Regions from separate parts of the Mus musculus genome. Here region 2 is linked to region 1. Evidence: chromatin loops called from intact Hi-C (ENCODE). Cell type or tissue: heart. All regions are shown on one strand. Each heading gives the region's core, and the rest is flanking DNA. Links, peaks and the distances in the headings are about the cores only. Region 1 holds the start of Gm25076 (a small nucleolar RNA gene). Region 2 overlaps Med13l (mediator complex subunit 13-like).

What was found. A loop is a pair of places that touch in the nucleus more often than their neighbours do. Peaks named below come from ENCODE experiments on the same cell type or tissue, not always from the same donor. Only the 100,000 strongest peaks of a DNase experiment are listed, where the experiment ranks them.
Region 2: a loop joins it to region 1, with 5 times the contacts of the local background. A loop is called at or near these places in 7 of 42 quality-filtered maps.

Annotation. Positions count from the first base shown.
Region 1 is chr5:118,263,827-118,275,165 of GRCm38, reverse strand. It overlaps Gm25076 (a small nucleolar RNA gene), which reads right to left and starts at 8,717; the gene lies at 8,586-8,717. In heart, for the core only: CTCF peaks have their summits at 5,989 (motif pointing left) and 8,672 (motif pointing left); a DNase peak (open chromatin) is centred at 5,965; H3K27ac peaks cover 198 bases; H3K27me3 peaks cover 5,849 bases.
Region 2 is chr5:118,589,214-118,600,552 of GRCm38, reverse strand. Med13l (mediator complex subunit 13-like) reads right to left here. Exons shown (of 31, transcript NM_172424.4): 2 at 6,983-7,220. Among named protein-coding and RNA genes, the nearest start is that of Med13l, 34 kb to the right of the region's middle. In heart, for the core only: a CTCF peak has its summit at 5,529; DNase peaks (open chromatin) are centred at 5,512, 5,882 and 8,269; H3K4me3 peaks cover 380 bases.

The DNA of each region.
Region 1 (11,339 bases), core at 1,776-9,775:
AGGATGCAGAGAGATACAGAAGGAACCAGGAAGAAGCTGAATTTAGGTCTCCAGTGGCTTCCCCCCCACCCCCAGCTTAGGAGTCTCAGAAATCCCTGAGAAGCCGCCGGACCCTTATCTCAAGTATGTTGAGAACCCGGGCGCCATCAAATATTAAAAGGGTAGAGCGACCGACTGGCATAGTTTTCCATATAAATGACACTACTTACATATATGAAGATTGCTTTTCAAATTCAAATATAATTATTTTTTTTTAAAAGGCATCCAGCAAGCTTCGGCTCTTTCCCCACTCTGACACTTCTGGCTGTTGTCATGGTGTAGTGAGGTGCCTGCTGGCAGACAGCCCAAAGCACTTTGTAATATGCCCTACAGATCCTCGTTGAGAAGTGATCAAAGAGTTGGCAGCGGGTGAAGACGGGGCTGAAACCAGCCCTACGAGGGCTGGGGCCGGGCCATTGTCCCTCTTGGTGGGAACAGCTGCTTAGCAGACACTGGTACAGCCTGATTATCTCAGGCGCGCTCTCAGAAGGCTCTGGATTCTCTGGGGGCCTGCACCTTGCATTTTAGCAGACAGCTTGGTAAGGATGCCGTGTCAAACCCCTTTTGAAATGTCTCCTTGACTCGTGGGTGGAGATGGAGCCTGGGAATCTCATTAGGGGTCCCTGTCTCCCTCTGCCACATCCCCCTGCCTGCTGCCGAGCAGAGCTCATGGGGCACACAAATGGCTCCCCTCTTCAATCAGCCTCCAGAAATTGCTCCGCAGACATGGTGCAGGTTACCTAGGCGGACCTGGGAAGCCAGCTCCTGGGTACCCCTGGAAGAATGATTTGTGGAGTTTGCATATCTGAAGTGGGCAGGATGGTGATGCCTAGGGTGGGGTAGTGGGTGGCGGAGGTAGGGGAGAAGTCAGCAGCTCTGGACTGATTTTTGTTGCTGTTTTGACACAGGGTCTCCTAAAGCTCTAGGTAGCCTTGAACCCACTGTGTAGCCAAGCACGGCCTTGAAAGGCCAATCCCTTTGCCTTCACCTTGCAAATGGTGGGATTACAAGTGCGCACATTCATGTGTGATTTAGGAGCTCCCAGTTGTTATAAATGGTAAGAAGCCACCACCAGGCCATTTCATATTCCCAGTATAGGCTGGAGTGGAAAAGGAGGCTCCAGGGGCGGAGGGGACAATAGGAATATCGTCCATCTGATTCTTCCCACTGCTCCCCACACTCTCCCTCACCTCCATCTTCCCCTTCCATGGTTCCTTGTCTGGTCTAGAAAGTTTAACCACCGGTCAGCACGAAGTCACAGCGGCAGGCATGGGCCGGAACTGAAGGTTAAGAAGGGTGTCTGCCCTGTGCCAATATGCCTTGGCTCCTATATGGCAGGGTCAGGACACGCCTCAGAGCTTATACACCTCAGAGGGCCATTTGTTTGGTTCTCTGGGGGTGGTTTCCATCTACACCCTAAAAGGAAATGGGTTGGTTTCCTTTCACCGGGTTGGGGAGGGGCAGGGATATTAGCAGTAGCCTGCTGCCCAGTATTGTGTGGGTTCAGAACAATTCCAGCGCCTTTGCCTCCACCCACAGCTGAAGAGCTCCTGGCCTTGGACTCCAGAGGCAAAGGCTGATGGGAGGAGGGCCAAGTTGCAAAATGAATATATGCATGTGTGCCTTCCACGCTAATCACCAGGAACGTATTTTTGGGGAGGTGAGGCAGAGCGGAGCTGCGGGACACCCCCCCATTAGTGTTAACTTTATTTCGGTAATGAGATGCCGGGCCTGGAACAATCACTGTGGCTAATCACAGTGATGAAGACTGCATGCTGGGAAGGGAGGGTAAGGCCATGGGAAGGGGGTCCCAGAGCCCTGGGGCCACCTGATGTGGAAGAGGAGACAAGGACAGGACAGAAAGGCTCTGGAGGGAAAGCTGAGAGTGTCCAGGCCAGGAGGGAAAGCGCCCATACAACTCCATCCTCATCTGAACTCAAGGGACACAGCACACAGCACGCTGCTCACGGGATGCTGGCACCCAGAGGTAGCCGCAGAGGGAGAGAGCAGTCCCGGCCATAGAGTCCACCCAGGCAGGGGTCAGGAGCACAGGTAACAAAAAGCAAAGCCACAACTATGCATTAGGCCGACCTGGCCAGCCAGGGAGAGAGACAGGGAGGGACGGGAGGAAGTGAGCCACGCAGACCAGGTTCTAGGGAGCTGCAAGGAAATCTGCAATGTGCCCAGAAAGGTTCCGTGTTCCCAAACCCTCGGAGACCCCAGCTCCCACTGTTCAATGTGATGTGGGTCACTGCTGTGGTGAAGTTTGTGATCCAGTGAAGAGACCAGGCAGAGGGGAGCACACCTGTCACCCAGTGCTTGGGAGATCAAGGCCAGCCCAGCGGACTGGATGGGAAAGTCCCTATGTAGGAAGAAGGAAGGAAGGGAAGAGGGAGGAAGGAAGGGGAGGGAAGAAGGGGAGAGAGAGAGGGAGGGAAGGAGGGAGGGATGAAGGAAGGCATAGGGGGTGGGGGAGTGTACAGTACAGCCTGGGGGGGGGGGCAGCAGAACATCGAGTGACTCTTAGCAAACCTTTCAAGGGTCCCTCTCCCTGGTGAGAGGAACAGTTCCTGCAAGAGCCTGAGAGGCTGCTGGTATGACTTAGGCAAGAAGTCGGGGCTGGAGGGTGAACAGGAGCCATGGAAGGAAGAATCTTGGTTCTGAAAGGACCACCTGGACTCTTACCTCCCCTCTGGGAGGTGCTGATGGCATCTGGGATGGGGAGATAGCTCATGATGCCAGGCTGTCTAGTTTGGTCCCAACCATTAGGAGCATCAGGACCAATGGTCAGACTCAGAATCTCACCCTAATCAGGATCCTGCCCCTGCCAGCCTCTCTTCCCCCTGGCCTGATCCTGCCACTTGAGTTAACTTAGGTACTTCATCAGATGGATAAGGCGTCCTCCCTGACACATGGTTTAGAGTGGCATTCATTGCTGTCTCCCTGGCTCCTGACATCGACACAGATCGGGGCTGCTTCTGTCTCCGCAGCAACCACATGAGAAACAGGAGTGTTGGGGAGCCAATTCATTACCCAGCTGTTAAGAGTAACAAAGCAGAGACACCCAGCTTGCCTGATCAGGCTGCAGCAGGTGAGAGCTATCCTCAGCCTGGTGACAAGGCAGCCGCAAGCCCCTCTTCTCCATAATCTTGACCCACCAGGGCTCAGCCTCCAGCAGACCACAAATGGATGGGTTAATTCGTTTCCTACCCTGTTCCCATCAGATACTATACCCAGAACCAGCCACCACCTCAGAGAGTGCGGCTTTCACACGGCAGGTGCTGAGAACCACATGCCACAGAAGGAAGTAAAGGCGACTACATGACAGAGATGTTTTTATTGGGGTCGGTTTGCTTAAAAAACTAGGTTTTTCCTCTGTGGGTTATTCTTGCAAGCTTAGACCTCGAGCAACAAAAGATCACAGTTCCAGGTGGTATCTTTAAGGAGCGTTAATTAGGGCTCTTGGCACTTAGAACATGAAACATTTTAACATTTTCTGAAAAGCAATTTGCCAACATTTGCTAATTAAAATACCCAGCCTTCCACCAAGGGGTAGCGGGAAGTGAGTGGAATCCTCTTTTCTAAGCATCTGCTCTGGGGTTAAAAACTCAAATTCCTGTTGCTCCTACTTCTTGGTCAAGGTCCTGTGAAGGCTGTTTCTTGTTGCTCTCGAGCAACGCACTCAAGAGCACTTAGGGAAAGATTTCTGTTTCCCTCTCATTTAGAATCTATAACTGGGACAGCGTGGAAGGATCTTGAGCATAACGGCTGGCCCACTAAACCGGGGGCCACAAAACGAGGGTCGAAGGCTGAATTCGGCCCTTGGCTTGTGTTTGTAAATAGTTTTATTGGTACATAAGCAGACCTCATTTGTTTGCACGCCGGCTTTCATAATTGTCAGTGGGTTCACAAAGCTGAACCTATCCATTGAATGCATTTCCCCTTACAGAGAAAGTTCGCCAGACATGGTGCTAAACTGTCTGGCCATGACTTTCCATCCAGAAAGCCCTCAGCTGTGACTTGGAGATATGATTAGATTGAAAGTAGGAAAGAGAACCTGAGGAAGAGCAAGGGTTGTCTTTATCTGAAGCCCCCCCCCCCCATTTCCCCTGTCACCTACACACACTAAAAGCAACAGTCCAGGGATCTAAGAAGCTGGGAGGGAGGAAAGAGTGAGAAATGAGAAGTGGTTGTGTCTCACCTCACTGCTTCTGGCTCGTTACCCTCATGTGTAAAGCAGATCACAGTACGGGTTTTATGGAGTGGGCAGGGGGTGGGGCTGTAGGACTTTGGGACATAGGGATGTAGGAGATACCTCTGTTAGTGGCTTTGCAGAAATGTATCTGCTAGATACATTTGGGATGGAGGAAAAGCAGCATGCAGAATCAGAGGCTAGCAAAGATGCTACAGGGATCCGATGATGTCTGCAGCGTTCTCTCCTTCCCCTCCCTCTCCCCCTCCCTCTCTCTTTCTCTCTTCCTGTAAGGACACTGAGCTAGGCTTATCATAGTGCTTCCTCTGAATTCAGCTTCTTCTTCTTCTTCTTCTTCTTCTTTTTCTTCTTCTTCTTCTTCTCCTTCTTCTCCTTCCTATTTTAAAATCACAATGATTTTCCTAGCATGTGTTTATGTATAGGTGTGCCACTGTACACAGAAGATAACTTATTGGGAGTGGTTTCTCTCCTTCCACCATGTGGGTCCCAGGGGTCACAATCGTGTTGTCAGGCTTGGCAGCAAGAGCCTTTACTTATTGAATCGACCCACCCACCCATCGATCATTTCCTTAAAGGCCCTCCCTCCTAAAAAACAATATGGGGCTAAGGTTGCAACTTAGGACTTTGGGGACTCACAACTCAGCCTATGACAAGGACCACAGGACTGTAAGATGCAGCCACTTGTCAGAGCTGGCCTAAAATGCTAAGTTCCCCTTCTAGGACAGTCGAGGACCAGGGGATAGAAAAGGAGGCTGGAGAGAAGGTCCAGTGGTCAAGAGTAGAAGAGGACCCAGTTTCTATTCCTAGTGCCTATGTCAGGTGGCTAAAAACTGTCTGGGACTTAGCTCCAGGGCCTCCAGGGCCTCTAACCTCCGTGGGAACCTGCACTTGTACACACACACACAACTAAAAATAATGAATAATGTCTTTTTTTTTTCTAAAAAAAAAAAAACCTTTTTAGTGTAAACTTTTGCTTAAACAATAGTCCCAATCCCAGGCCAATTTCAGGGCAAACACCTAACCTGCTACTCCTAGGGACCCCACTTCCCATATAGCAGGAGCTGTCTTCCCAGTGGAGGGTACCCCTGGCTAACGCCAGGAAGCCAGTGCAAATCTCCCCTGAATTTGTGTCCATAAAACAGAGATGAGAAGACCTACCTAGGTCAGGAGGGTGGGTGGCAGTTGAATCATAAGCGACCTATTTAGCACCATGTCGCACAGGGCATGCTCACGAGGTGCCCTCCGGAGATACCTGGAGACACCTGGTCTGGATTTCTCACCAGGCAGATGGTTTGTGTGTGACCTTGAACGGAGAAGAACCACAGAGAGTCGGTATCTTCTTCCACCTAGGAGATCAAAGCGATGAACACCTCAGAGAAGGCGTAGTGGGAATGGTCCCTTCGTGCTCCTAATCCCTGTCACTGAAGGATGGCTAAGAAGATCTACCTATGCTTTGTCCTGGCCGGGACCGAGGCTGAGAAGGGGGGCGCCGAGAGACAGTAGCTCATCGCCAGCAGGTTTATTTCCTCCTCTGAGGGCCCTGGTCCCCCCAAAATGCCAGGTCTAGGAAGGAGTCCTGATTTGCTGCTGCCACCAGATAGCTCTCTACCCATAGTCATTGTTTTGGCGGCATCCTGGGGAAGTCTGATCCGCAGTCAACACCAGGCTCACACCAGGGATAGAAAAAAAACCTATGCAACTGGCGCCACCAAGTGGCAAAGTCAGCAACTACCACTGTGCGTGCCGTCAGCCACCAGCACTGAGCCGCGTTGGCTGCAGCCAAATAGCAAGAGCCTTAAGATCATGCCTGACTTGGTCTGTGGTCCCCCGCAAGGCTAAATCAGGTCAGCGAGCTTATTTGTGTCAAATAAATCAGCCGAACCGACGGGTGAGCTGCCTTGACACTATTTGTCTTGGGTTAGCGCTAAGCTCAGACTTCAGGCAAAAAACCTAGGCAGGTTTGGATGCCAGGATGGAGCCCAAGGAGCTTAGTCTGAAGGGCCGTCCAGATTCACACCCACCCGGAAGGTTTGTGTTCAGCACGGGGGAAGGGCGCTGCATAAGCCTATAGGAGCCAGCATAGCTCCAAACAGAGGCTGCTAAGGAACTTTTAGGGACACCCTTACACAGAAGTTCCCGAAACTTTTAAAAATCCACCATGTGACTGAGGCCCTAGCTGATGGGGGTCGGACGGGCGACAGGCACTGCCCCAGGTATACATCTGCCTTTCCCCATGCTACCTCTTCAGAAAGATGTTGGTCCCTGGAGCCTGCCTTGGACCTTTTTTTATTTTGAAATTTCAAAGATTTATTTTTATCGGTATGGTCTTTTGTCTACATGTATGTGGGTTTACCATGTTCATGCCTAGTACATACAGGGTAGAAGAGAGTATTGGAACCCGATCGACTTACAGATGGCTGTGAGTCACCGTGTGGGTGCTGAGAATCAAACCCAGGTCCTCTGGAAGCAGCAAGTCCTCTTAACTGCTGAGCCATCACACCAGTACCATTTTTTTTTTTAAAGTTTTATTAGTTTCTTTGTAAATTTCACATTATGCACCCCAGTCCCACTCGTGTCCCCCTCCTCTCTCATACCCAGCCTATACCCTTTCGACCCACCCCCAGCAGAGAAAAAAACCTCTTCTTAGAAGCTGTAGTGTGTCCCAGTGTCACACAGTGTACCCTCTTGTCCACACGTCTTTGCTTGCAAATGTTCATTGCAAGAATTCATCAGTCTGATAAGAGGCCTCTCTGACTTCCATTACTCTATCAATGCTGATTCCTCACTGGGACGCCTCTCAGATAGCCTGCTGTTGCCCTGTGTCATGGAGATCCTGAAGTTTGGATCTGTAGGACTGGCCCCTTTGTGCACCCCGGCAGTTCATCAATGACGGTAGATGTTGGGGTGAGCCAACTCAAAGCCCTGGATCTGGGCCCTAGAAGTAGCAGAGCTGCTCAGTCAGTCCACTGGCTCTCCTGCTCAGAACCGACTCACCAGCAACCCCTGCAATCCTGGCCAGCTCTACCTTGCTACCCAGGGGAGATGCAGGGCCCAATTTCCTGAGCATTGCAGCTGGTGAGGGACAGGACCAGTTCTCCCACTTTCACGACCCTGGGGCCATAGGTGGCAAGGGGTGAGGGTAGGTGAGGGAGGAGGGCATCTCTCCCTCACCCAAGTTGCCACACCACAAAAAAGTTGCTGGAGCCGGGCACTGGTGGCACACGCCTTTAATCTCAGCACTTGGGAGGCAGAGGCAGGCGGATTTCTGAGTTGGAGGCCAGCCTGGTCTACATACAAAGTGAGTTCCAGGACAGCCAGGGCTATACAGAGAAACCCTGTCTTGAAAAACCAAAGGGGGAAAAAATTGCTGGGCCAGCTCCCCCGTGCTCACACCCTTGGGGCCAGTTCACCTGAGCCCTGGCCATCAGGGTCAGCTCCACTGTGCTGTCCAGGTGAGGTGTGGGGGCTTGCTCTCCTGAGAGCTGCAGCAGGTGAGGGGCAGGGACAGCTCTCCTCAGGTGCTGAGAGCAAAGAGGGGAGGGGATCAGTCCCTTATCCATGTCACCACAAGGAAGATAAGTGTCAGGGTCTGCTCTCCTACGCTCACATCCTTGGGCCAGCTCACCCGCAACTCCTGCAGTGTATGGGCCTGCTCTCCCAAGCACTGCAGCTGGCTAAGGGCAGGGTCAGGGCCGCTACTCCCATATCCCCCTTAGAGGACCAGCTCTGCCATGATGATCAGGTGAGGGGTGGGGCCGGTTCTGCATAACCCTCAGACATCAACCTGTCAGACCAGGGACATCGGCCTGGCCATTGGTGGTAGCAGACCCGTTACTACAGGGCCACGGACCCAGACATGGTTCCTGGTGGCAGCACAGGCCAGGATCCCACCATGGTCCCAGATGGTACATCACCGGTTACTCACATCAGGCTGTTCCCCGATACCCTTAAATCTCCAGTTCAGCCTCTCTTCATTGTACCCACACCCTTCTTTCTTTTTCATTTCTCCACCACTTGCTCCTCTTAGAGGTGCCCAGGGTCTCTGGGGTGTCTGGGGTTATCTCAGGAGTGGTCTCAGGAATGCTATCTCTCATTCGCATATTATGGCCCCAGGCAGGAGGCATCTCAAATATGGCCTTCTTGCCTCCACTCCCAAGGTCCAAGTGGGGCCAGACTGATGGTCATCTCAGGCTAGTTTCCTGGCCGGGACCCATGGCACCAGTCTGATGGTTATCTCAGGCTTGCTCCTCACCTGCCCAAGAGGCCCCATGTGAGGGTGTCTGTCTCCCGTGGCGCTGGACTGGTGGTCATCTCAGGCTCACTTTTATTAGGGAATGTTAGGCTACACAACATTCAGATGTTCACAGGTCAGAACTTTGAGCGTAGACGTAACTGCCCTCCGCTCTGCCACCTACTGATGCACACGTGAAACAGCAGCCACACCTGCAAGGCCTCTGGGGGCGGGCCTTTTTTTCTTTTATATCTGCTCTCCTGATTTTTTGCAGAATCAACAATATGCCCAAGAGATATGGACTACCCTTGATTTGTCAGCATTTCGGGGACAATGCAGCCAGTCCCCAGAGATGCTGGATGCAGCTCAGCTCTGGCCTTGGAAAATGCCTGGACCTATCTGTGATAAACAAAAAGACTTCTTTCCCCATTGGGTAAAATCAGTGGAAGAGAAAGAGCCATTACAAAGGGCTGTAACCTCTCCTGGGTGTCACTTCGCCAGGCAGGGCCATCTGAACATAAGCTCTGGGAGGAGTTGGCTCTAACCGGATAAAGTCAACCAGCCAGAAACCCGGCACTGTAAAACAGCATGTAGCGGGATTCCATTTTTATTTATGAATGAATAATATAAAGTATACATTTAAACAAAGTGTGGCAGAACTTCCCATCACAGCTGTGGGTATCCTTTGAGACCAGGAACTAAAGGGTTCAATTTAATTCTGGAAGCTTGTGTTCAGGGTTTCTACCTCGTAAGAGACAGCAGCACATGCTGAGAGATGTCTAGAGAGGTCCTGCTTGGGAAATCTGACATGCTCTGGGCATCTCGGCTGCAGGCCACTGAGCACCTCAGCGCTGTGTGAAGGGAATCTGCACTCACACAGCTCTGTGCGTCCCAGAACTTACGATCGGACCACAACAGCAATCTCCACAGGTGCAGGCATGACAAGCAAACGGTACCCAAGAAAATCAGAGAAGATGAAGAGAACATCTGTCCAGCTTTGCTCTATCTCTGGATGCTTCAGAAAAGTCGCTTTGAGTACAACCTGGGTCCCAATGGCTGGTACCTACCCTCCCCTGTGAAGAATAAAGTCCACAGTGAGCAGTTAAGAGATAGGGCTCTGGTCATGTTTACCTCAGTGCTGGGATGTCCCGAAGGTCAAAGGCAGGATGTGGGACCAATACTTGTGTTAGCAGTCACTCTCATTGATATGGACAATGAGAAGCCAAAGCCAGAAAGACGAGTTTATCCAAGTTCATGGACGCCTAAGCTGCTGTGAGGAGGTCAGGATGCTGTTCACAGGTTCCAGACCACTGTTCTTACACAGTACACACAAGTGCACACGCACCATGGACTCACACACACACACACACACACACACACACACACACACACACACACACACACAGCCCATGCATGCATGGGACATGCCTACAGCCACACACAGATTGTCATAATTATCATCTGAATCACCAACATCTGAGAAAATATTTTATGAAACTTTAAAGGGAAATTGAACCACGTGCCACCCTGCCTGGTTCTACATCTTTTTTGATATCTACTAATACAACTATCAGTTTGTGTGTATTAATTCACAGTGAGCAGAACCCCACCCCACATCTTGATTGACCATTTATTATTTTGCCTCGATCTTCCTATTGGTTACTACAGAACATTTTGAAATGAAGCCTGGATATATATATATATATATATATATATATATATATATATACCGCTGTCTCCCCACTCCCCCCTTCTCTTGCCTTTGAGTTGGCAGTTTCTCTGCATCCCAGGCTAGCCTCAAACTATCTTCCACCATTAGCCTCCTGGGATTTAAACCTCAGCCCAGCCTCTTCTCGACAACTTTCCCTCCTGTGACACTCAAGCAATTGGTTCACAAACCGATCTTTCTAATAGAGTTAGGGCAGTGGTTTGTAACACAGGGGCAGTCCCTCCCTGACCCTCAGGGGACATTTGACAGTGTCTGGATATACTTACTTAACAGCTGGAATAGGGAAGATACCCACTTGTCCCTAATAGGTTGGGAGTCCACGATGCTGCTAGCCTCCCTGGCCCACAGCATCTAGGACAGCCACACCTCGGATGCTGGCAGTGTTGCAGTAACTGTGCCCAGCTCTAGGTCACAGCGGTGCCCAAGGCTGAACTGAGAACTCCCAGCACTGAGCGCTGACTTCATTATTTCCCCACCCTGGAGAGATGCCATGCTAAAGTGCTGATTAAATTACGCTGTGATCCCCACAGGACACGCTCAAATAACAGCACATTCCTGCCGCAAGGCACCGTGCAGTTACCCTGCACAGTGTGAGTTTAGTGAGTTCACCATCAGCCCAGCAGTACGCCCAACTTGCCTGCAGTATGAGCTGGAAGTCTGTGACCTAGTGGTGGCAGGCTCAATGAGTAGTTGGTGTCACGGATAGTCCCGGGTTCTAGAACGCAGCCGTGCTTGTTCTAAGAAGATAGGAATGTGTGTGTGTGTGTGTGTGTGTGTGTGTGTGTGTGTGTGCGTGCATGCGCGTGCATCTGTATATACAAGCACCATGCCAATGTGTTTGTCTTGTCCTGTGTGGATGTCACATAGGCCTGCAGATAACAGACCCACAGGCAGTTTCCAAGGAGGAAGCCTGCCTTTGGTTGGTTGGTTGGTTTTCACCTGGAAAGTGACAAGAAGGAGAAAGTTGCTGGTGTTTATTTCTGGGCTATGTGGCTTTAGTTTTAGGTGATTATTTTATCATTAGTGTCAGGTCCAAAAAAAAAACCAAAACCAACCAACCAACCTCAGGACAAGAGGCTAACTAGCTATGGTGCTTGCTAGCCTGCCTATGGGTGTCCAGCTTAAGT
Region 2 (11,339 bases), core at 1,039-9,038, 330 kb before region 1:
CAGGCAAACAAAAGCCTTTCATATTTAACTCAGAAAGGCATCTTGCCTCCTCCCCAAGCCCAGAAAATTGAGAAGTAAAAGTAACTTCCAAAAATGAGATATTCTGCATGTACAAGAAAGAGGCTACTGGCCGGCAGCTGGGGCTCTAATCTTTGCCTTTTCTACAGCACGCACACAAGAATACTTGTCTTAATCCCTTGTATTCCTTTTTCAGTCAAGTCAGTTGTGCTGTGTGATCAACTCTAGACTGGAAGGTGCTCTGTCACCACAGGCCCTAGCAGCCTTCCCACTCAGTCCCACTACCTTAACAGCTCAGACAGCTGCATCGTCATGTGGGCAGCACAGAAGGCCTTTAGCTCAGCCCTAGATGGGCCTCAAGGGTAATGTGCGTTGGTTGAACTCACTGCCAGGGTCAAAACAAGACCCAATCACACAGACGATGCATTCGCCAACACTGAGTTTGTAAGAGGGTATGTGGCCCAGAACTTGTGGGAAAGTCTAAAGCAAATCACTGAACACTGACAGCTGTAGTGGATCCAAGGCAATCTCTTCAGGTAGCATTGGGGCATCAGCTCAGTCAGAAAAGAGTCTACAGTGAGTGCCAGAGATTGCACTACGGGAGCTTGTCGATGTGTCCTGCGTATCTGTGTGTCCCTTATGGTTCCCATACTTGAGACCAGTTGTAGAAACCTTAGCTGCTAATTCTACTCATAGCCAAGTAGATTAAGTCCTCATTTCCAACTAGAGAGGCATAAAACAAAATCAAGTGGAAACTGTGCTATAAGCATTTCTCTATTACTAACCTCAGCATAGTGATCCACAAACCATGTTAGTCTCCCTACTTTCAGCACAGAGACCAGAGAACAACTCAAGGCAGCCTAAGCACTACCTGCTACCTCACGCAAGCCTCGTGCTTTCCAGCATGACAAGGAATGGATGGGTAAATAGAAACGGAGAGGCCTTCTCCAACGACCACAGCCAGAGCCTAGCACTGCAGCAAGCCACTTTAGACTGTCAGACCATAACAGTTATCAAGCATTTGTATCAAGTTTTTATTGACCCAAAAGCATTTCATTTACCTTCCATCCTGTTGTCACCGTGGAATCTGCTAGGTTCTGGGATCGGTCTAGACTAAGTGGGTGTTGCGAGGCTAACCTCTAATGCTATCAGAGAAGTGACAAAGGCGGAGACTCCTCCTGCACTTTGGTTTGCAGCTGGGTCAGGCAATGCAAAGACAGACCATGACAAAACTGAGGGGATCCTGCGTGCAGACCTAGCTCACCCACAAAAATCTAGCTCCTTCTAGAAACCCCAGTTTATGTCAGGGATACATGCCCTTTCTTATAGAGAAAAGCAGTGAGAACACAATGTCATTTGGCAGCAAAAAAAAAAAAAAAAAGTGTTAATAAAGCCAACACCAGTTCTCTACATATACCTATGTCTCTAAAACCTTTCAAAGCCAATATTCAACTATGCAATTACTTCTTGAATTAGGCCTTTAGCTCTAGCAACATTTATGAAGTCTCCTGATTTTCTAGCCATACACTTAAATTGGCCTCCCTGAATAAGGGCTACAATTTTATCCTTTTAATGAATAACAACCCCAACTAAATCTTAAAAAGTTTGCTATGCAAAGACAAGCTTTTGAAAGAAAAAGAAACCAGAGGGCAGGAGAGATAACCGAGCACGGCACTACTCAAAACTGACATGCAATCAATGGCCACACCACACACAGCATGCTCCTCGCCAAATTAATCCCATTCATGCATGAAATATAGTTTACCTACTGTCAATTGACATCTCTGCTCCAAAGATAACTAACACTTGGTGAAAAGAGATTTCGCAGGCTATAGAGGAGGCTCAGCAGAGACTAGTGCTCGCTGCTCTTACAGAGGCCCCCAGAGCAGCTCCACACCTACAGCTCCAGCTCTAAGAGACCCAATGGCGCTGAGCTCCTCAGGTGCCCACACTCACGTGCACAAATTCACACACAGACAAACACACGCACACAACATAATTAAAATAATAGAAATAATTTTTAAAAGATATTTACTTGGGCTCACTGTATACAGAGTTTTCATGTTGGGAAAAACAAAAAACATTAGACCATGATATCTCTGCTTCCCAATAACAACCCCCAGATCAAAACTTTATTTGACTTTTGTCTAAAGCAATAATCTTTATAATTTTGCCAATTGCTTAATTTTCATATCAGTGGAACACAAGCCCTCCCTTCACATTCTACCTCACTACAATCTTGGTATAAATGTCTCATTTTTCTTTTAAAAAAACCTAATTACATGGTTCAGTAAGTTGCCTGCGGTAACACACTGATGTTATTTACAGTAGAAAGTTAAGACTTCAGCTTGCTCTCACAATTTCAAGCATGTGTAGGTTAATAATTCTAGTTCACTGATTCTCTTTCTATTCTTCATATGAAAGAATCTGAGTAGATATCTTTCCATAATTTTACAATAAGACTTTGTTACTCATTCAAGTGTTAATAAATGTCACATCTCTTCAGTATGTGTAACTCATTAAGTCAAATATTTAAGTAAGCATGCATGTTCACACAGTCATCATACAATACTACTTTATAGCTTTGGCAAACTAATTCAAAACAAAATATAGGAAAATAGAAATGTGATACCAATGTTTTAGGCCGGCTGTAGTGACACCCATCTTTAATCCCTGTGAGGCTCCAGCCATCCTGGTCTACCCTCTCATATATTCTTAGCAGTGGTCTGTACATGCGCCTCTCATATACCCCTTAGACTATAAATCCCTCTAAGTGAACTCACAAATAGAAGCACCTATACAGCCACACACACTCACGAGGTTCCCTGCTTTGACACGCGGCAGCAGTCTCAGTTCTATTTAAGAGTATACATACAACAAGCTAAAACAACTGTCTTCCTCCTGCAACAATTTGGGTTTGCTATGAAACGTAGAGAAGGGACCAGCAAGATGGCTCAACAGGTAAAAGCCCTTGCCACACAAGCCTGCAGACCTGCATCCAAGACCCAGACAGAATCTGTGGAGGGAGGAGAGAACTTCCAGCAGTTGTCCTCCAATCTCTACTGCTTGACCACAGTAGCACACACACACCCACATGTACACACATGCACACATGTCCACAATAGCACATATATCCCCACAACATGTACACACATGCATACATGTTCACAGTAGCACACACACACCCACATGTACACACATGCACACATGTCCTCAGTAGCACATGCACACAGAGAGAGGGAATGTATGGGAAGTGCAGATACATTTCCATGAGCGTGTTCCCTTTGCTGCTGTGCATTTGTATTATTCCCCAGTCCCCACCCAAACATTAAAACTAGAAAATAATTATTTCAGCTTGAAAGTGGGCATTAATATTTGGCACTACCTGCTACCCAGAACAGAATCAATTGCTTAGAAAAATGCCAAAATGTAATTCTCATCTGCGAGCTCACGGTGGTCAGTGCAGTAGCAATGGCCGACAGCTACATTGCAGTTCCAGAGTGACTGCTGTGCGTGCCAGCTCAGGTCCTTATTAACTTTGGCCTCGTAATCCAATTCATAGTGAGGAAACTCAGACAGTGACAGGTTAAACAGACTGAGCAGAGGCTCCCAGCTGGTCATTAACTATGGAGATATCACTATGCCAGATCCAAAGCCACGCCTCTGGAGCTCACAATGCCCACCACCTTCTCTGGCCTCACTGTGACCTTCCCTCACAGGGCTCCAGATACTTCAAGCATTCCAAGTACACGGCTATGGATCCAACACTGTGTCCTGAAGGAGTGAGCACTGTCATTCCATGGAGGCTGCTTTACTAACGTGCACACATACCATGTACCGAGGCAGCAGCTTGGTGTTTACTGTGGTCTGCCAGCCATATGCTACTAAGTCACATCATGACAAGGTGCAAAACAGAACCAAGAAGCATGAACAGTAAGTACTTCAGTACCCCTGGTAATGCCGTAACAGTGTTGCCTGCCCGAGCCTAACACTCATGCCTGCTGGCGGGACTCTGCTAACATTTATATTGCCCGAAATAAAGTAACTCTTAAATAGGCTGACCGGGAAAGGGCGTGTTACACTCTCAATTCTACTGCAACCAATAGGAACTCGGTTCCTCCTCCACCCCAAGGCTTTCCCTACTACTCTACACCTCACTATGCCACTCACTTTTCTAATTAGATGTCAAATATCTCCTAATGCTTGAGTCACAGACTTTACTTTCAGCCACTTTTACATGCAGAAGTGGACAACCTGTGTGACAGGCTCTAACTTTCCCAACGCTCAGCACACAGAGAAGAGGAGACACTCAGGAGGCCACGGCTGCTCAGCAAGAGGAGGCACTTACAGTTCTCAAAGGAAAAGAGCATAAAGAAGACACCATTCCCCGGGGCAAACACAACTGTCAGCTGACACCTTTGGCTCAGGCCCATGCTCAAAGAGCAGTGTCCTCCACCTCTTTCAGTGGTCATCCTGCTGGCCAGTATAATTAAAATGTAGTGTGTCTGCTGAAAGTGGCCCACACCTTTAACCCCTGCACTCGGGAGGCAGAGGCAGGCGGATTCCTATGAGTATGAAGCCAGCTTGATCTACAGAGCAAGTTCCAGGTCAGCCAGACCTACAAAGTGAGACTTTGATTGTAAAATAAATAAATAAATAGCATTTCTATAACTTAAAACAAAACAAAAAAAAATTTTTTTAAATAAGTCAATCTTTGCTTAACTCTTGCCAGTATATTCTCACATTAATGACCTACGTGTGTGACATGAAGCAGCTCGGGAAGAGCAGTCCATGCTTACACGAGTTTTAATAGTGCTGCAACAAGCTGGTCTCACACAACAGCACTCACTTTGCTATCAAGCCAGGCCATGTGTTTTCTAACTTGTTACGAAATGAACTGAAGACATCAGGAAGGAGAAACAGAACCAAAAGTAACAAGGAAGAGCTGGGAGGTGGCTCAGCAGGTAAAGGTGCTTGTCACTAAGTTACCTGAGCCTAATGGCTCAGCAGGTAAAGGTGCTTGTTACTAAGTTTCCTGGGCCTAATGGCTCAGCAGGTAAAGGTGCTTGTTACTGAGTTTCGTGGGCCTAAGCCTTAGGATGTCTCCACAGGTATGCCATGGTGCACATGACCTCCCATCAATCAGTGATAGTTTAAAATATTTTTTTAAGATGAGAAACTAAAGGAGAAAAATGTTTAAAAATCCACACATGAAAAAACTAAAAGAATGCAACAGTTTTACATTCAAACAAACACAAATATAACCTACCAGCTAGAAGCTCTCTTAGAGACTCTGAAAACCCAAACCGTAGGTGGTGTGAAGCTCTAGCTGCATCTACATCACCTACTAATTACACGAGGTTTGGACATGGACATAAATTCTGAGTCTGCGGATGAGCGCACTAGAAAGCAACCTCCCCTAGATAGAGTGAACATACACTAGAGCATCAGGGAAGAGGTTTGCAGCCCAGAGGTAGCTCAATTAGTCCACTGTGCTATACTGCCCCCTAGCTGCTGTGGCAAGATACACCACCAACAGGAGAAAAAAAACAAAACAAAACCAAACAAACAGGGCTGCCAACAAGTTTCAAGAATTTGGCAGGAAATCCTTTAGGCAAATTTAGAACCTTTAAAGCAGACCCACAAGAATACACCGGAGTTTGCTTTATGTCTTCCCGTAATAAATAATAAGAACATAAACTAACGACACATCTCAGCAATGCCTGCAACATTTCAACCACAAACTAACTAGAGCGGATTAAGTTCTAAAGCCAGGCGAGAAGGGCCAGCACTCCCCAGAGAAGGGCCAGCACTCCCCACGGAGACATGGGCTAGCCAAGCAAGGCGCACAGCCTGTCACACAGCTCCACACAGCTCAGACTCAGGGAGTCCTCGGGCAGCACAGCAGCGTGGGAAGGCCTGCCTCCAAACCACAGAACAGCCTGGAACAGCTCCTGACTTAGAGAATTCTGTAGGACATGAATGAGAAACTTGGCGAGAGGAATGGAAACTACTAATAATATTTTCTGCTACTGTAAATGTATGGTAAACATAAAAAATAGTTTAGACTAACAAATATTTTTGCATTAATTCAAAGTTTCCAGGTGTCAGATGCAAACTGAAGTCAAAATTTAGTTAATTAAAAGTTAGTATTTCTGGAATCAGTAAGAGAAATAAACTGAGATACTTTAAAGAAACTTATCTTTCCCGAAAACAGTATCCAAGGTTAATTTAAGATTTGTCCAGTAAAAGATGCATTAGATTTCTGCATTTTCAATTTGCCAACAAAGAGTTGAGCTGTTCACATAGCTGTCTTACTAGTTACTCACAACTCACTATTAATTTAAAAACAGGGGTGCCAGGCGGTGGTGGCGTACACCTTTAATCCCAGCACTCGGGAGGCAGAGACAGGCGGATTTCTGAGTTCAAGGCCAGCCTGGTCTACAAAGTGAGTTACAGGACAGCCAGGGATATATAGAGAAACCCTGTCTCGAAAAAGCCAAAACACAAAACAAAAACAAAAACAAAACAAAAAAGCAGGGTCAGAGCCTTGTCTCCTCCCAGACACTGCCCACTGGGTACACAGTACTCTAACAGTAATGATTTCAGAGGCCAGAAGGACAGGGTGGTGAACCCCTGTACCCCAGTTGGCAAGAGGCTGAGCCAGAAGGAGTGCTTCAAGTTTAAGGCTATATGTTGACTCTGTCTGTAAATGATAAAAGAATGGACTTAAGGTGATCTTACAAGGTTCTAATTTTCAGCATGACTAAGGAAGAACAAGAGAGTTTAAGGAAAGAGAAATGTGGGGGGCGGAGGTGGGGGAGTGAGGCTATTCTTCTGACAAACACACTGTCCACTGCCTGCTTGGGATCTGTTTTAAGCAACTCCTAAATATAAATTCCAAAATTTACAATTGTTCAAAAAACATATGCAAATATTTTTTAAAGAAAAACAAAATCCTTACCCTGCAGTTCATGATGTATTACTCCCACTAGGTTGGGTTCATCTCCCCACCAGAATATCCAGAGCTCTTTGCAATCTGGCTTGACATCACGACGCCATACACACAGCAGGTTGGCTTGCAGACAGCGGATGAAACTTAACAGGATTGGATCATCTTGGGCTGGGGCTGAAATTATGGGTCCACAGTCCCCGTGCCCTCCAAAATTGTACCTACGCCATTTGATTCCTGTGAGTTCAGCCTGGAAAACGACAAAAAATTTGCAATAGTTTTGATTTTTCCTTTTACTTACAGACCACTAAAAGCAAATTCCTATAGGAAGGGAAAGCTGATAAAATAGGCATTTGTATTAAACTTCACACCACAAGGTCTCTTCAAAGGAAGAGCACACATCAGAAGGCTGTCGGGACAAACATCATATTAAATACCAAAATGAAACAAGCTCGCAATCATTATGTGCTGCTGAAAAACTTTTATTCTCCTGACCATTTATTAGGTACCCATATTTTTAAATATTATCTTCAATTATTACTTGCTGTTCAGTTCACAAATTACACTTATTTTAAAACCAAATAAGGGCAAAGAGATTGATCAGTCAGCAGCTAAGAGCACCAGCGCTCTTGGAGGGGACCACAGTTGGATTCCCAGCATCACACAGTGGCTCACAACCCCTCTTAACTCTGACCCCAGAAGCCAGTGCCTTCTTCTTCATGTCTATGGGCACAGGACAGACCTGGTTAACACACATACATGCAAGTAAAACTCTTGTACATACTAAAAAAACTTTTAAATACTTTTATAAATAAATAAAACAAGTAAGATTTTAAAATAACTGTTGAGGCACAGTGGCCCACACCTTAAACCCCAGCACTCAGGAGGCAGGAACAGTGGATCTTCTGTGGGTTTGAGGCCAGCCTAGTCTATAAACCAAGTTTCAGGACATCTAGGGCTATGTAGAGGGACCATCTCAACAACAAAAGTCCAAGTTGATTGTTCCTAACACAAAAACGTGAAATTCACACTGCTTCTAAATCCACACTTGGAAGCACTTGAGCTCACTTCACATTAGGGATAGCAAGCCAGAGAAACATATGTCAACAGCCCTGAATCTGAAAATCCACCATCTGAAACATCTGGACCCCTTGTAGAAGACATTCTGAGGAATTCCCACTCCCTCACCCTGTGCCCCAACCTCAGCAGCCAGTTCAGGAGGTGGGAGTTTTCACCAGGGCAGCACAGCATGCTAAAAGGCTCCTCAGGAAGTAGCTGCTAACACAGCAGCCGGCAGCAGCCAAGGCACATTACACAGAGCCCTGCCTCCTTAGCACGGAACTTTAAACAAGCAAGCAGAGGCCGTGTGTTCTGTGCGCAGTTCACACACTTCTACTTTCGAATTTCCTGAAGCTTAGGTTGGATGAACTGGACAGAACATCACAAAGAGAGCGGGGCTCCTTACTTAGTAGCTACAAACTGGGACCATGTACTGGACCAGAGCAAAGCTGACTCACCACAGTCCTGTATCGAACAGCCCACGTGCCCCCATCCCTTCATTTCCTCTCCCACAAAGCCAGTCATTCTTATGGACAAATTCTTTAAAACAGAAGCACCACAGGGCAGAAAAGTAACCATCTGCAACCCAACCGGGACTAACTCCAAGTGCTTAAACAGCTGACACACAGCATACGTATGTGCGTGTATTTAAGACAGAGTCTCACTATGTAGCCCTAGCTGGCCTTGAACTTACTGTGTAAGCCAAGCTGGGCTCCAATTAAGCAAGCTGCACTTGCCTCCTAAGTACTGGGACTAAAGGTGCAGGATACCATGCCTGGCATATTTTCCTTAAGCAACAAGGTATCCCCAGTATTTACATAGCATCTACATTGCATCAGGCAAATGTAATCTTAAAGACCATCCTAGGTGCATGCAAATCCTGCGTTTCTATGCTGCCTGGGGATCTGAGGCGAGGCAAGGCAAACAATCCTGACAGGAGGACAGCTGGCCAGCTCTCTGAGCTCTCCCTGGCTGAGGAAGTGATTCCTTGGCGCTCCCCTCTTCTCACTGCCATGCCTACACTCTTGTCTAGTTTTCTGTTCAAGCCCCCATGTTTCTTCTAATAAAAGTAATATCTCTGTGCTTTAATCAGAAAGCCTAGCATTATTTTCTAAGTGTCAAAGGAGATAAAGTAAAAACAGAGTAGTTCGATTTGGAGAAGATACAGAGAACACTCATCACTTAAGCAAGAACACTGTCCTACGCCCAAGAACCCTGGGCGGGGGAGGGGAGGGGAGCACGGGCGCCAAAGACACAGGACAAATCACTATGACAGGGACCATGCTGTAAGTGTAGAAAACAAGGGCACAGTAGAGACCTGCACCCTGGCTGAGTCTGTCCCCAGGAAAGCAATGCACGGAGACACACGGAGACTCACTGGAGCACGTTCACCTGTAGTGCCCACCCTCGCAGCTGGGCAGGAAAATATCTGGATGACTCCAAACTGCTCTCTAGCCCCAGCTTCTGCGCTAACTTCCTGTGCCTGCTCTCAGTGGCAGAGGGAAGCCACTGTCACCTGCTGTGCTCTTCACAAAGCTGTCCATGCAACAGTGTGCTGTAAACTCCACACAGCACTGCCTGCCACAGGCTAACTAGTCAACCAAAGGAACTGGGAAACTTCCAATTATTTCAAAACATTCGGTTCCCTTACTTTAAAGCTAAAATTAAGTATTATAAAAGTCTACCTCGGTAAGCCTTGACACCTAACAGATGACTATGATAAAGCCAACATGGGGGGGGTGGGGGAAGTGAGGTGGGGGTTTCAATCTTGGCTCAGTGTCTAGTAAGGGCAAAGCTGAAGACCCAGCACCCTGTCCCAGCACAGCTGCTATCTCCTATGAGTGTGGAGCAACGGTCTTTGCTCACCTCCTCTCAGCCCCAGAGCAATGGAACAGGCCTTGCAAGAAACCTCAGAAATGAAACCAAGCAAGCCTGGGTCTAAAGTCAACACGGGCTCCTGATTACTGAGACACTAAAACTCTCCAACCCCTCTTTATTTTTTTAGTCTTTCATTTATTTACTGTATAGAAGTGCTCAGGGTGGGAGTCAGCTCTCTCTACTATGTGGGTACAAGGGATTGACCTAGGTTCTCACCTCATCAGAAAGCCCTTTCACCTGCTGAGCCATCTCACTGGCCCTGTTTCCCCCATTTCTGACAAATGCCTAACTCTAACACTCGAGCTTTTCTTTTCAAAGTCTTGAACCAGCCCTGAACCTAGTGGCACAAGTGCAGCCCTAGAGATGCAGGTCGCCTAAAGGCCCAGACCTGCCGAGCAGAGACCTGGGAATAGTGCAGGGGCAGAAAGCTCTCTGAGCATGGGTGGCTGGCCACAGGTTCAATCCCTTACTCTCCAAGTCTTTGTTTTTGTTTTTTTGTTTTTGGAACAAACCTTTAAGCATTTTGATATTCAAATTATCCTAGAGCTATATTTATGTTAAAAGAATAAACAAATGCATAATTTCAGGTTAGTTCTAAAATATAAAACCAAAAAGGTAGAGTTTACTCTTCAAGGAGCAAAGGTGGTCCTCCCATGTGAGCAGCTCCAGCACTTGGCACTGAGAGCCTGACTCCACTGGGCCCTTGAATTCTTCCCCCTGCCTCAGACCTTCCAGCCACGTAGCTCAAGAAGTTCAGATTCCTCACAGTTAAATAAGTCATCCCGAATCATAAACCTGACAAGCGACAGGTCCCAAACATAGCTACATTGAAGCCACAAATGAATCTGAAACATAAATTCTTTCCACTCTGCCATGCTCCTTCATGGGGCTAATGTTAAAAATTAGCCCTGGAGGATTAGAGAATCAGACAACGAAAGCACCATGGGCTCAACTTAGCAATGATGCGAGTGTACGGCCATGCTCTCTAATCTAAGAATGTTCATGGCTCTTTCTGTGGTCTTCCTGGGGCAATAAAAACAATTCATAAGAGTGGTTGCACCATCTCAATAATCCAGAGACTCCGATCCTTACTGCCTCAGGCACGTACACACGATCACTGGAGGACAGTATACTTCTTGGAGGATATGTATTTTTTTGAAAAGAAACTACCTACCCTAACAGAAAGAGGGGATGGGGGGAAGGGCTGTTTAACAGGGGAAGTGAAGGTTTTCTGAAAGAGGAGCTGAGCAGATGGAACAGCTGACAAGAAGAGAAGGCCACTGCAGTCAGCTGGCAAGGATGCTGAATAGATTCAAACAGACCCAAGAGCAACGCCTTCCCAACCAACACCCTACGTGTGATGTGGAGCCTCTGTATTGATGTAGTCTTAGTCCTTAGGTGCACAGCGTTCAAAGAGCTCTTGCTTTTCACA